Linked DNA regions of Mus musculus: all the other regions are linked to region 1. Evidence: chromatin loops called from intact Hi-C (ENCODE). Cell type or tissue: left cerebral cortex. All regions are shown on one strand.

Region 1 (5,000 bases):
GGTCTCTAATATGATAAATTCACAATGACCCAATGTCAGGACTATTTTGAAAATCAGCCTTCCAGGACCACTGGAAAACTTCTAGTCATTCAAATCTACTGAAATTCCTTTAGACACTAGAAAGTTTGCCCAGTGGACTCAAATCATCTATATATAGTTATTATACAAAAGAAAAAGCTACAAACCTTATTTTATGGGGAGGAAGAGTTCCTTGTTTCTCTTTTTCTTTATTCCACTCATTCTTTGTGTGTGTGTGTGTGTGTGTGTGTGTGTGTATGTGTTTGTGTGTGTGTGTGTCCATGTGTGTGTCCATGTGTGTGTCCGTGTCCGTGTGTGTCCGTGTGTGTGTGTGTGTGTGTGTGTGTGTGTATGTGTTTGTGTGTGTGTGTGTCCATGTGTGTGTCCATGTGTGTGTTCGTGTCCGTGTGTGTGTGTGTGTGTGTGTGTGTGTGTGTGTGTGTGTGTGTATGTGAGATAACTCAATGTCAACCAAGTGTGGCTAGGAAGTCAGTTTTATTCTTTGCCTTTGCTTTTAGTCAAGCATGTTTGTTTCCACCACCTTGAAGGAATTCTCTATGAAAATAAGTCACAATGCATTCCGATCTCATTGTCTCTTTACTGTGTCCTGAGGCCTCATAGGGATCATGTAAAAGTTTTCTCTCCAATATATTTTAATACTTTGTTTGACACCTTTTCATGGGACCTAGCAATGTGGCTCACTGATTAAGAGCACTTACTACTCTTACAGAGGACCTGAGGTCAGTTTCCAGCACTCACTTCAAATGGCTCGTTACTTCCTGTAGCTCCAGCTCCTCTTCCTTTCTTATATGTTTTTTTAAGAAAACGATTTTTTTAAGAATTTTTTAAAGATTTGTTTATTTTTCTTTGTGTGTATAAGTGTTTAGCCTGCACATGTGCTTGGTACCCATAGAGTTCAGAAGAGGGCATCAAATCCCCTGGAACTGAAGTTATGGGTGGTTGTGAGCCACCATGTAGGTGCTGGGAATTGAACCTGTGTTTTCTGCAATAGCAAAAAGTTCTCTTAAGCACTGAACCATCACCTCAGCCCCATCCAGCTCCTCTTTCTAATGAACCCTCTTCTGGACTCTGTGGCCAACTGCATTCATGTCCATGTATCCCTACATGGATACATGCGTGCATACATGCCTCAAAAAGATCTTCAAAAATGATAGATATTTATTCATGGAGTCTCTTTCTGGGGCATCTTCCATGTTTAGATGTCACATGTGGTTCTTGTTCCTTGTCCATTATCACATATTATGAATCAGTTATAGTTCCTGTTAAGTAAGGAGGTAAGCTGTCCTTATGCACACTTACTGTGGCAGAAGTGAACTGTCAAGTGGCAATCTATGAAAGTAGCTTGTTTATTTGTTTATTTGTTTGTTTACACAGGTTCTGGAGTCCAGGCTGGCCTCAAACTCACTCTGTAGCTCAGCATCACCTTACACTTCTGATCCTCACCCCTCCACCTCCCACCAAGCCAATCTTAAGCAACACTGGAAACTGAACCCTAAATTTTCTGCATGCTAGACAAGCACTTTACCAACTGAGCTACCTTTCCAGCCCCTACATAGAGTTTCTTAAACACTTCTTCAGATGTACAATAATCTATTATACTTTTATTGCCAGGTGTCTCAGTAGTGAGACACGAGGCTTTGCCCAAAGAGTTACAGCATGTTTTGATTATAGATTTTTGTTTTTGCATGAATCAAGTTGGATACAGGAATTAAGTCCACCGGAAAAGCTTCCCATGAAGCTGTTACATAAATATGTCTTATCTCTTTTAATCATTAAAATGGAAACTTTCTGAATGTATTGTTTCTTTCATGTGGCTTGAAGTAGCCAGGAATTATTAGCATTATATTGTTCAACAAAGTTTGTATAACCATGGTGAACATTTGGTTGCCTCCAGGAAACCGATATTTAAAGTATTTAGACTTTCATCGAGTAAGAAAACTACTGTGTTTGGTGTACATTGCAATCTCCCAGAGAAGGAAGCTTGGGCTCAGAAAAACATATTTGGAATTGTCTAAAATAACCTGGAGTGCACGGGTTTATTTTTGACTCCCAGAGGTCTACTTTCTCATTTTAACTTTGTCAGTAAAGTTTGGAACTAAATCAGGCAATGAGCCGCAGGCATGGCGGAAACCCCCGGGGCAGCCATTTCCTCTAACTCAACCTTGTCCTGCCACTTTAGGAGTACAGAACAAGTTGTGGCATCTCCATATTTGTGCATTTGAGACCAGTGTGGCCAGTGCCCACCTGGCAGTTCAGACTTAACACATAGCATTTAACTGTGGCAGGAATGTGGCTTCCTAGATTTCAGCTCTTTAATCTGTGCCTCTGCGTGGCATTATGGGTCTTCCAGTTTACATATTTGCATATGCCCGATAGTCTGCATTCTTCCTTTCTTCCTTGGCTGTGTGCCAAGCCCTGGAAGCTGAGCTATGGGAAGAAAGAGGGATAAAGGAGCTTCCAGGACACATAGTCTGGGAACTGTGACTCATCTGTGGTAATTTGTAGCCTGAGGAAGGCTGCTGCTCTCCTATTAACTGTTTAGCCACATGTGTGGATCATACTCTGTCACCTTGGAGACTGTAGCAAGAGTGCAGAGAGAAAAGGTCAGCCATCTGCAGCTCCGGACGATGCTTTTCTATAACCTCACAAGCCCAGCATTCTGGCCACAGGGAAGGTAGTAGCTTCCCTCCTATTCTAGTTTCATCTCTGTTGCTGTGATGAACCATTCTGACCAAAAGCAACTTGGGGGGCAAAGCCTTTGCTTCAGCTAGCAGGTTGAGAACCATCACTGAGAAAAGCCAGAACAAGAACTGAAGCAGAAGCTATGGAGGAAAGATGCTTGCTGGCTTGCTCACAGGTTCCTGCTCGGCTAGATTTCTTACATAGCCCAGCACCACCTGCCCAGTAAATAATGCTGCCCACAGTGGGCTGGGCCCTTCTCTATTACTTAACAATCAAAAAATCCCTGCAGACATGCCCACAGGTCAATTTGATCTGTCCAAGTCTTCAATTTATAAGATTAACAGTAAAAGTCAAATAAAGGAGGAAAAATCCTTCTAGTCAAGAAAATAGAACCTCTGACTGGGGCGGAGGGAGACCTGATAGTCTAGTTGGGCCAGTTCAGCCACCTGGCCAAGAGACCATCCCAAGGAAGACAGGCTCACCTTGGCTATGCTAAAGGGATAGCAATCATTCTTCTTTAAATGAGATACTCTATGTCCCTTCCCAGAATCCCATGCCCCTCCCCACTCTACCAAGGAGACTCTGTTAGGTCTGCTCACCTTTCTGAGGTCTGAGTCTGAAAGGTATAACATTTCTGTTTTCTGTCTCATTTCTTTGAGTAGTGTCCAGAACATAAGTATGCTTTCTCTGGTACTCTGGGCTTCCATATTGTTTCTTTAAGCCACCCTCCCTGCCACACAGCTGCTTATTGGCCACATGTCTAACTAGTTTAGAAAACATGGCTTTTTTCTTCTCCAATCAATTGCTAAGATTTATAGCTTACCAGGCTGGGGATTGAGGATCTTTTAAACTCTGATGAAAAAAATTGTCCTTGAACTTCTGTTTGGGCCCCCTTTTAAAAATTGGTATGTATGCATGTGTGTCTGCGTATTGGTACGTGAACATGTATGTGTATTATATATAAGCTCCCATTGAGACCAAAGCCCTAGAGCTGGAATTACAGGCAGTTAGAGGCAACAATATAGGTGCCAAGGACTGAACTCTGTTCTTCTGGAAGAGTAGCAAGTGCTCTTAACTGCTGAGCCATCTCTCTAGCCCTTCAGTGTTCTTAAATCCTCTTATTAATGAGACTAAGAAGCCCAGGAGGGACCTCACTCTTTCGGTTTTTGCAGGGTTTGGTCCATGATCAGATAAAGACTGAGCCAGCTGGGTAGTGAAGAGTGAACAGCAAGTAAGCCACTCCTCTTGTGGCTGCTGTGACTTAGGAGATGTTGGTCTGTGAGGGTGTTTCCTATGAAGGTTTAAGTAGAGACTCTAAGTGTATGGCACATCCATGGGGTGGGGGTCCAGATTCAGTGCTCCAAATATTTAGCCCAAAACTCACAGATTGGTCAAACTCTGAGGCAGGGTGTTTGTAAAATAATCAGGGTTGAATGAGGTCATAGAGAAATCCGTAATGCTGCTAGACAAGAAAGAGAGACCCTTACTGCCATATTAGGGAACAACAAGATGGTTATCAAGATGCTGGCCCCATGGTATCTGTCTTTGGGGTCTCTAGAACTATGAAAAGGTATTTTCTTTATATATTACCCAGTCTGTTATATTTGTTATGGCTGCAGAAAATGACCCAAAATCTCACTGTGTGGTCCCAGGGTCAGGACTTTTATTGGCAAAATTTATGAGAATGATTTGTCATTCTGGTGACAAGGCTATCTTGCAGGTAGTTCCGAACAGGCAGGCATATGGCATGTTCATGCCATAAACTGATGCCCTTATTTTAATCTCAGAAGACATAAAATTTCATAGTCTTTTCCTCATGATTTAGCTATTTCAAATGACTGAACAAGTAATAGGTTCTGACTAAACACCCACATGTTGTAAGGCAATTCACTCACTTTAGTATTAAAGAGAAATATAGGGGCTGGAGAAATGGCTCAAGTTGGACACCTAACAACAGCCTGTGACTCCAGCTCCATTGATTCATGCTTCTCATCTGCATTGCCCCCACACACAGACATGCATGTATACACATAATTAAACATAAAATACATCTTTAAAAAGAGAGAAAAAGAAAATTTTAAACTAATAAGAACACGTGTAGGTTAGAACAGAGAGAAAGTCAAATTTACAAAAGCATAAGTCATGACTTGGGGTAGGATTTAGACCTACAGGATGCAGATAGACAGCTGTCATAAACATTTAGGGAAAGAGTAAAAAACTAAAATTAGTCACAAACTTTTAAAATGGAGTGATTCCTACCACGGGTCTCCAAAAGTGCA
Region 2 (5,000 bases), 510 kb before region 1:
CGGTAACACAAGTTACAGAGCACCTTTCAGATGGTAATGTCTTCATAACAGACACCATTATTATGGCCATTATCTGTCATACAATCTTAATGGAAAGACTCAATTTTATTTTCAAAGTCACCCTTTAAATTATTGTTTGGCAGTAAAGAAACATTTCTTAAGTCATTCCTCTTTTTTAAAAGAGAGAATAGGTAGATCTATAGGTAGATCAGGTTGGCCTTGAACTTGGAATCACTCTGCCTCAGGCTCCTATGTGCTATTAGGTATTACAGATGTGTTCTACTATTGCTGGCTTAATTCTTTCTGTATTAGCTAATACATAAACCTGAAAGTTAAGCATGTAATGCTAGCCGCTTGAAAGCTGAGGCAGGAGTATCCCACATTCAAGGTCTGTCTTGGCTATAGAGTAAATTCAGTCTCATGGGAGAAGGCTTAACATTGCTGTCTTGGGAGTAGCAGCCAACAATGCAAGCTAGTCTGGCATCAGGTGACTATCAGTGGAAAAGGAGTCTGTAACAGCTCCTGATTCTGCCTTATTTCCCATGGCAACCTTACCCTTTCACATGGCAAGTACAGCCCTGGAAGAATACTACAAGGCTGGTAAAGTTGAGGCAGAGAGCGAGAATAGCAAGCATCCAAGTTCCCACAAAGACAGAGCATGAATATAACAGGTCATTCTGTTGCAGGATATTTGATCACACTGTAAACCATGAGATTGTGTTGTTTCGGGGGGCCGGGGGGAGGGTTGTTTCTAGATGTGGTGTGGCTCAACCTTAGCACACACTTTTAATCCCTCTGGCAGGAATACAGACATACCCTAATTATATACCTTTAATCCCAAACAATAAAGGTGAAGTTAGTTTATAGAAGGAAGCACCCATGTTTGAAAGTGATATTTAATTGAGTGTTAGACAAAGGGATGAGTCAGAGAAAGGACTGGCAGAATAGACTGTTCACAACTCTCACAAGAGAGGAAAGGGGAGCTACTTAAGACAGCAATGCAGAGGAGGAAGGAAGAAGGCAGTTCTATCAGAGTTTTACAGAGACAGGTTGCAGAGAGAACAAGCTAGCCACAGGTGAAGACAGAACGGGACAGAGAATGAGAAGGAGCCATACGAGCATATTGCCAAAGTTAGTATGAGGCCAAGAGGAGCAATTCAGTCAGAAACTCAGAAAAGCTGGATTGAATCAGTCAGCTTGGAGAGCAGTTTGAGCCAGAACAGCTGAGTTGAACCAGCCAGCCAGAGTTAAGAAAGAAGAAAGGGTGAGCTTATTTAGCAGTAAGTCTCAGACAGAAAACATTCTAGGTCTAGATAAGATTATACACGGAGGCTTGAAGCTTCTAGGACTAGGCCTACGTTAGAAGACAGAGGCAGTAAGCCTCCGGGAAGACAATGACAGTTACTTCTGGAGAATAAAAGTTACTTTTACATCATTTTTGTTATACTAGAATATTAAGGTATATGGCATAAAGATCCATCTGTCTCAAGGATATGCTGGGTTCATGTCCCAGCATCAACACGGCAATTCACGATTGCCTGTAGTTTCCAGTTCCAGATCTGATGTATCTATGTATATGCATAAATTCCCACCCACATACACGGAAAATAAATGTTTGTTTTAAAAGAACATTTTAAAAGTAAAAAGCCATGGACATCCTTGTTCTGACCTAGTATCCACCAACTATGGGGATTCCCCAACTACTATTCAGGGGAACAAAGACCGATTCCAGGCCATTCCCCTGCTTTTCACATCAGCCACTGGGATTCCACACCTAAGTGCTGCTGGAACCCACACAGGTGCCTATGCTCACACAGAACCTGTACTTAACTTAAGGCTTTACTTTGTCAAGATGTCAGATTCCCCCGCCTGGCTCAGAGACCCCGATTATCATTCAACTTTAAGAAATCTCCCTTAATTTCTTGGAGTTCTTATAAGTACGTCCCGCAGGCAGCTCAGGTTGATCAGAGCTTGCTCAGAGCCCCGCCATCTGCCCCTACACTGCCCTAACAGAAGGCAGGAGAGAACCAGCTATCCCTCTGACACTAGATTTGGTTAGAAAGCTGGGACTGCACTAAAGATGCTGGGACCACTGGGCTCTAAGGGAGAAACTTGCAAACTCCCAGTTCAAAGCATTCCACCATGGCAGGCCTTCCTTTGGGAATATCTGGGCCTATACTGGCCACAGCTATAGGAAATCTAGAGTAAGTCATAGAGATGTGATCTTTACCTGGTTGCAGGATCTAGGGGCCTCCATGACCTATGTTCTGGGGGTAAAGTAGCAGCAGCAGCAGCAGTCCACCCCCTGGCACAGGCCCTATGGTTTCCCTGTTATCTGCATCCTCGGAGTCTACAAACTGCCGACACCAAGTGAGGAAGGTGAGCTGAAACTGCTGTTTGACTCCACTCAGGGTATTATGGGGCTGCACCTGTCACCTGTCTGGAGTCAGGTATCCCTCATGATCTTCCTGCTTCACTGTCTTCTTTGCCTTTCGGCATTTCCTCCTGCCCCAACCTGGCCCTGGGTTTTGATGGAGATTGTGGTGTTTTACCCCGTTTTGTGCTAGTGATGGGATGCTGTGTCCCCATTCATTAGTGAGCATTAAGACAGAATTAGCAAAAGCTAGCAAGCAGAGGAAAGGGAAGGATAGATAACACAGAGGCTAATGGGGAGGATAAAGTTGCATGAGGTAAAGTACAGAGATGGGGGGGTGGAGGTAGGAGGGAAGGGGTAGGGAGGAGGGAGGGAGGGACTTGTGTGTGTGTGTGTGTTGGGTCTAGGTACTGCTTAACCACTGATTTCTAACTTCCATTTGCACACACACACACACACAAAGGCCCAAAGACACCTACAAAGCCAGCAGAGGGCAGAGTCTGGCCTGGAGGTGTCTGCCAAGGGAGACAAGGGCAGAGTCTCCTGCAGAAAAGTAGGCACTTGTGATATGGATGACAGGTAAGGACAGGCCACCTTTACTTTTGAAGCCCAGATTTACTAGCAAAAAGACTATTAATGGAATCTAATCAGAGAACCTGAGAGACTGAGGCCAGACAGAATTCTTATTTTACCATGTTTTATATAAAATAGACATTTACATAAATTTTATTTTTGAAAGACTTAGGCAAAGTATACAGTCAGACTTAAATGGAGAAATATTTTAAGCAGCATAGCAAAAATAATGCAGGTGTACATTTATATACAATCACCCAAAATAGGAACACTGAGCAGAGGGAACAAAGAACAAGGTCCTGACAGCAAACACAGTGACTTCCACACAGTCAAAACAAGCCCTGGCCTCTGGAGACACCTCAGCACCCTGGGCTCCCAGGAAAGTGACAGGGTCACTACAAGAACTTTAAGCACATAGACTGTAAAGTAAGGGTTACTATTCTTGTCATGTTACAGACCCGGGCAACCTGATCCTCCCGGGGGTTGTTTGTGTTTTGTTGTGGTTGTGGTGCACACTACCGAGAATGATAGGAGTGGGGCCAAATCATTATCTCCACAGATGCATAGCAGTGCTTTTCAATGCACTGAAGAGGATCATGGACAGGACAGTACTTCACGGGGGACAAACTCCACTGAGACAGACCAACCTGCCTCAGCGATGCAGCTCCTCAGAGTGACTCTACGATTAGAACTCTGAAGCAGTAATCTTGCACTAGTGTGCCCCCATGATGGGCCAACAGCTAAAGAACCCCCAAAGGATATGCACATTAGGAACTTCCAGATTCGCTATGAATATAGTGTGTGTGCCAATGGGAGATATTCTGATCTCTGCATGCAGATGTTTCCAGTTAGGAACAGCTGATTACCTACATTTACAACATCAGACCAGGACTACACACATTGTGAGGTGCTGTCTCTTTTTAAAGTTACATGTCCTGGTGGCTTTAATCAGAAGAGTCCAAATGATCAAAATGGAATATTTTAATGAGTCAACTGACAGCTTCATGTATTTTTTCTATCCTGTGGTCCCACTTTGATAGGAAGCCATCGGTTTTACTATAGTTATTTATCTGCTCTCTCAGAACAAAGAGCTCACAGAAACAAAAATATTAGAAGTGTTTTCAGAACTATAAAACATGCTTTGAATTGAAAATTCGGAATAATGGCAAGTATTATATTTCTGACATTGTTTTTGGTATTCCATAGCCTTAGCTTATATAGCTGCTGTCTGGGAGTAAGGTTTGACAGACATCTATAGTATTACCTGTAAAAGGATGCCATTTAGATACTTGGGCTTTGCAGTATTTGGGAAATGACAACCTACAATGGAAACTGTGATATGAAAATAAGAAAGCAAGAACAAGCCAACTCCTTAGTACAGGTACTCGCCATGTACCACTACTGTCAGGAGTCTCCTGAAGGCTTCTCCTCCTGGGTGGACCCACCACAGACAGAAAAGAAAGGCATTTTTGCTTATGATTCTTGTTTTTAAAAAGTGTTTGTATGAGTGTGTGTTTTTTTGTTATTGTTGTTGCTGTTGGTTTGTTTTTTCTGTGTAGCCATGGCTGTCCTGGAACTCACCTTGTAGCCCAGGCTGGGCTGTAAGTCAGAGTTCCACCTGTCTCTGCCTCCCAAGTGCTGGGATTAAAGGTGTGCACCACCACCACCTGGCTCAAAAAACAAAACAGGTTTGAGTAAGTATAATCAAGAACTAAATGACAAAGCCCCAGTGTCTGTGCCAGGCAGAGAGAAAGAGGGAGAGAGGCAGAGGCAAGCACTGAGCCTTGGACACCTTCTAAGAGCCCAAAGAAATCATGGGTTTGTTTTTCATTTGTTATCTTTGGTACCTTGCCTGGTACATGCACGTAGCAAGGTGGTGCCTCTCCATCTGACACCCAAGCATTTTCTAAATAGAAGGGCAAATTATAGTCCAGTGGCCACAAGCATAAAGCCACCCCACTCAGCCACCTCCCAGTCTGTCTAGGAGTAATGGCGTTAACCAACCCATGGGGCAATGACTCATTCTTTAGAATTCTTTGGCTTATTTTAGTCT
Region 3 (5,000 bases), 300 kb before region 1:
TGCTACACCATCAATCCTGGATCCTCTAAGATATCCTGTTGCTGCTGTCTTGTGTCATGAAGATCCTGCAGCTTTGGATCTGCAGGAACCAGCTCTTTTACATGCTTTAGTCCTTAACAGATGGGGTAGGCCAGCTCAAAGCCCTGGATTTGGGGCTAGGTGGCAGCTGAGTTGGTCAGCCCACCAGCTTTCCTGCATCCACACCACCAGGGTGAGCTCTCCAAGCACTGCCTTAGCTAGCTCACCCAACACCACAGCTGGCAAAGGGTAGAGCCAACTCTCCTGCTCTCATGCCATAGGGGGCAAGCTCACCGAAGATCACTTTAGCAGGGTCAACTATATTGTGCTGCCCAAGCAAGGTACAGGGCCTGCTCTCCCAAGTGCTGCAGACAGAGGGGCTGGACCAGCTCTCCCACTCTCATGACTTCAGGGCAGGGTGGTTTTGTTTGTTCTCTAATGTCATTTCCCTCCTGCCCCACTAGAGTTTTTACTGCCTTCAATCCTTTTTTTTACTTGTCTATGTCTCCATCAGAGAACACCCACCCTGGGTACCTTAATCAAACATCCCAGGCCATCTTCACTTATTGTCTAGAATAGGACAGAGAGCAGTTGTCACCCCTGCAGAGACAGACTGCCTGACAACAAGACCTCAAAGAGGTCAGATCAGTAGGAGTAGACACAAGATGAACATTTCACGGTCCTTGGGTGTAGGTGATGATAGCTAATGCTTGCACATTCTCAGAGTTGGCAGAATGCTACGGCTACTAAGATGCAAACTACTGGTAAAATCTGTCATTATCAGGCATTAAAGCATTGCAGGTCCCCACAACACACATATTAACATATTCTATTTTTTAGCTCTGACATTTAAGCCACCCACTTCACTCTTATGATTTATGTTAGTATCAGGAGTGTTCAGTAAAACTTTACAGCAAACAATGATCTAATAGCCTAAACATGGAAAGAAAAACCATGAGTTTAAGGTCCTGTAATTAGCCTTAGCTTCCCCATCTTCAGTGCTGAAGACTATAGTCTCTTCAGGCAGGTTCCATTCACTGACTTAATGGAAATTTCCACAGGAACTTCTTCCCAAGAGGATAAAATGAAAACACTAAGTACCTTTTAAATCAATCAAAGCAATTTTTCAAGGGGTGTTATGGGCACTGTGGCCTTCTGTTCTGTCAGTTTAGTATCTACAGAAACGTTTAATGCATCCCTCCTGATTTCAGAGGTAGTGACCAGGGTGGGGAAATGACATTATGTCCTTCACAGGAAAATGGACGCAACTGCAGATCAGAAAAATCAACTATCAGATGTTTCCTCTCACAGGTAGAACTTGGAGTTTATAGATATAACACACACACACACACACACACACACACACACACACACACACATGGCATGCAGGTGAGCCCAGAGAAGAGGTAAGGGGGCAGCTAAGACAAAGGGGAGGAGGGGAGGATATGGGCTGGGATACAGTGTCAGTACAGGATACACTCGAGTGAAAACAGTCTTTGTGAAGACCTCCGACCCCAGTTATGTACACTGAATAAACACCAATAAAAAAGAAATTAAGGGTAAAAACAGAAGCAGAATCAAAAGTGTGTGAGGTCTGTGGAGAAGGAAAACACTCTTTGTTTCTCCTTTACTTCCGTCTAAAAATATTCCTGCACGTCCTTGCTCAGGAGCGTTTAAGACTGGGCAAGAGGGCTGATGAACTAGCACCACAGATACCACATGCCAGAATATCTTGGTACTGGCACCCTCAGCAACTGAAAAGGAGCTGAGGGAGTCAGCAGGCCTGTAACCCGAGCTAGTGATGTCACCTCCAGGAGTAGTCAGCACTTCATATTTAATCTGCATGAGACCCCACAGCCTGAAAACCTGCACCAACCTTCTCTGCCTGACCATGGCCACTCCACTCCTTTGGTCACTGTCAGTTAGAGTGGCCAACTCTTCTACAGTAAATGAGGTGTGAAACCCCCCAGGGTCTCTGGGGCCAGCCCTAGCACCCTGGGAAGAGCCACCCTGGGAAGGGCGTTCTAGAAACAGTCTCAATGTTGATAGCTAAAGTGAAGAGTACAATCCTGTCACAACTTGTTTCCCTGCTCTGGTCCTTGAAATTGTTATGATCTGGTAAACTTTTCCTCAGTCAACTTAACCCTTTATGTGAGAAACATGATCAGGCTGTTTACTAAGCAGGTGCCACTGTTATTCTTTATACAGAGCATTTGTCCAGACAAAAGAATTATGTATCACTTGATTATGTTTGTTCTTTTTTAAAAAGGGTTTATTAACTTATTTTACTTATATGAGTATACTGTAGCTATCTTTAGAGACACCAGAGGGCATCAGATGTTTTTGAGCCACTATGTGGTTGCTGGGAATTGAACTCAGGACCTCTAGAAGAGCAGTCAGAGCTCTTAACTGCTGAGCCAGCTCTCCAGATCAATTATGTTTGTTCTTAAGGGGGTTACTACCTCCCATGCAATATGTGACACACAGTCAATGTATCAAGGATATAAACTTACTTTTATTAAGAAAAGTTTTTAAAATTTGATTTGGGGTTCTATGAGAACAAAAATATAAGGTACAAAAATAGAGAAAGTGGATAAACTACGGGACATCTATACAGTGGAATACCACTCAGAAGTGAAAAGGAATTAACTCTTCATTGCACACAAACATCTGAATAAGGCTCCAAAGAAATGCTGAGAGAAAGAGAGAGAGAGAAACCAACCTCAATAAAGTATGTATGAAACAATTCTGCTATGATAAAACTATAGAGATGGAGAATTCGTGGTCGTCTTGGGTCAAGTGGGAGTTTTATTGATTAGGTGTTAGATCTTAGGCGCATGGCTACAGTGAGGAAGTATATCATCCACAAGATGGAAGTGCTCTAGGCATTGTGACTGTAGTAGAATCTCAGAAATTGATGCCTGTCATGAAACTGCAGAGAACTAAATATACACCAAGATAAATAAAATATGCATTCAAAAGCTGATGAAATTTAGGGGATGGGGTATCTCATAGAAATGTTAATTTCCTAGCACCCAGGACCATTTAGCCCAGAGGTGGAAACACGAATGGGCTGCATACTCCCACATCAATCACTGATTAAGAAAATGCCTTTCAGGCTTGCCTACTGCCTGATACTATGGAGGCCTTTTCTCAATTAAAGTCATCTCCCTCACAGATGACTCTAATTTGTTTCAAGTTGACATAAAAACTAACCAGGACACTAGGCCAATGCTTGATGCATACCAAATAAAATAGTTTTCCATCCCTTCTTGCAGGTTCAAATTATGCAGATCTAACTAGGCGTGGTGGCTCACTGAATGTGTAATCTCAGCATTTAGGAGGCTGAGGCAGGATTATGATCAGTAAAGAGCTAGCCTGGACTACATAGTGAATCCCAAGCCAGCCCGAGCTATGGAGTGAGAGCATATCTCAAGAAACAAACAACAACAAAGAAGAAGGTAAAAGAAAAGAAAGAAAAACAAACTATTAAAAGTATCTGAAGTCTTCAAGGACCTTGAGCTTCTTGCTGCTGCACTGGACCATGGGGCACACTTCATTTACTATAGATGAGTTGGCCATTCTAACTGAAAGTGACCGAAGGAGCAGAGGGGATTGCGATGCTTTCTCTTCCAGATGAGGTAACTATTCCAAATCACACCCTGTGCTCTGTAGACTCACAGCTCAATTGGCCCATTAAGAAAAAGAGGGGCTGGGCGTGGTGGTGCAGGCCTTTAATCCCAGCACTCAGGAGGCAGAGGCAGGCGGATTTCTGAGTTTGAGGCTAGCCTGGTCTGCAGAGTAAGTTCCAGGACAGCCAGGGCTATACAGAGAAACCCTGTCTACAAAGAAACAAAAACAAACAAATAGAAAAAAGAAAAGAAAAGAAAAAGAGGGGGAGATTCCTCTGTGTCTCTATTTGCTTTCTATTGCTGTGATAAACACAACACACACGTGCACACACACACAATATCTATCTACCTAGGGAGAAAAAGGTTTATTTACCTTACAGGTCTGCACCATAGTCCCATCATTTAGCGAAGTCAAGGCAGGAACCAACATGGTTTGCTCAGCTCAGGAATGACACCACTCACAGTGGGCTGAGCTTACTGGTTTGCTCAGCCCATGAATGACACCACATCAATCATTAATCAGGAAATGCCCACACAAGCTTACCTACCAACCAATTTGATGGGAGCATCGTTTTCTCAACTGAGTTTCCCTCTTCCTAGATGAACCTAGCTTGTGACAAGTTGAAAAAGAAAGAAAGGAAGAAAGAAAGAAACCAAACAACCAAAAAAAAAAAAAAAAAAAAAAAAACCCAAAACCAAAGAGCAACAGTCTTAGACAACTGCACCAGAAACAGGTTGCATATCCTTCCTTTTCCCCATTCTGCCAGCCCTGTTCATTCCCCATCCCCATCCCCATCACTATCCCCAACCCCTCCGCAGGGTGGGGGCAGGGGCGATGAAGTCAAGCTAGTGATAAAAGGTGGAGGTGGATAGCCCCTCCTCCTCTGGCTTGGCAGAGTTCCTATTAGGAACTATTAAAAACACTTGGACAGCCAGCACCTTACACTTACTATGCCCGTCCTCCAGCAGCAGGCATTCAGCCCTGACGCTTTAAATGGAAACTGTTCTCAGGCCAGGGACCAGGGTAGGCTCCAGGGCTGTAAAAAGTCCGCATATGGAGTGCAGTGAGCTTATACACCTTCAAATTAATCAACAGCCTCACCCAGTCCATGAAAACGCCTATCGTCCATCCAGTGTAAAAAGAAGCGTTCCTAGTTTTATGATTTAAAAAAAAGAAAAAAAGCACTTGGGAAATTAAAAGGGCTGAGAAACTCTTCAGCTAAGGCTATCTTTGGGATGAAAACTAACACAACTTTCCAAAGATAAATGTTTATAAAACATCTCCTTGGGAGTCAGATGTGTTATTTTCTCGCCGTCTTTAAAACATTAGTTTATTCGAAAGAATTACGT

The links. A loop is a pair of places that touch in the nucleus more often than their neighbours do. Peaks named below come from ENCODE experiments on the same cell type or tissue, not always from the same donor. Only the 100,000 strongest peaks of a DNase experiment are listed, where the experiment ranks them.
Region 2: it touches region 1 in a loop (2.3-fold over the local background); 11 of 42 quality-filtered maps call a loop at or near these places.
Region 3: a loop joins it to region 1, with 2.6 times the contacts of the local background. A loop is called at or near these places in 5 of 42 quality-filtered maps.

What each region holds. Positions count from the first base shown.
Region 1 is chr6:148,738,513-148,743,512 of GRCm38, forward strand. No RefSeq gene overlaps it. Among named protein-coding and RNA genes, the nearest start is that of 4930528G23Rik, 63 kb to the left of the region's middle. In left cerebral cortex, no CTCF peak of the experiment used is centred here; DNase peaks (open chromatin) are centred at 2,159 and 2,442.
Region 2 is chr6:148,229,376-148,234,375 of GRCm38, forward strand. Tmtc1 (transmembrane and tetratricopeptide repeat containing 1) reads right to left here. Exons shown (of 20, transcript NM_198967.5): 20 at 3,055-5,000. All of the region lies in intron 1 of 4732416N19Rik (RIKEN cDNA 4732416N19 gene), which reads left to right. Among named protein-coding and RNA genes, the nearest start is that of Gm52483, 14 kb to the right of the region's middle. In left cerebral cortex, a CTCF peak has its summit at 2,884 (motif pointing right); a DNase peak (open chromatin) is centred at 4,944; H3K27ac peaks cover 821 bases.
Region 3 is chr6:148,437,507-148,442,506 of GRCm38, forward strand. The region is part of intron 1 of Tmtc1 (transmembrane and tetratricopeptide repeat containing 1); the gene reads right to left. Among named protein-coding and RNA genes, the nearest start is that of Tmtc1, 4.3 kb to the right of the region's middle. In left cerebral cortex, a CTCF peak has its summit at 2,327 (motif pointing right); a DNase peak (open chromatin) is centred at 4,596; H3K4me3 peaks cover 1,059 bases; H3K27ac peaks cover 562 bases.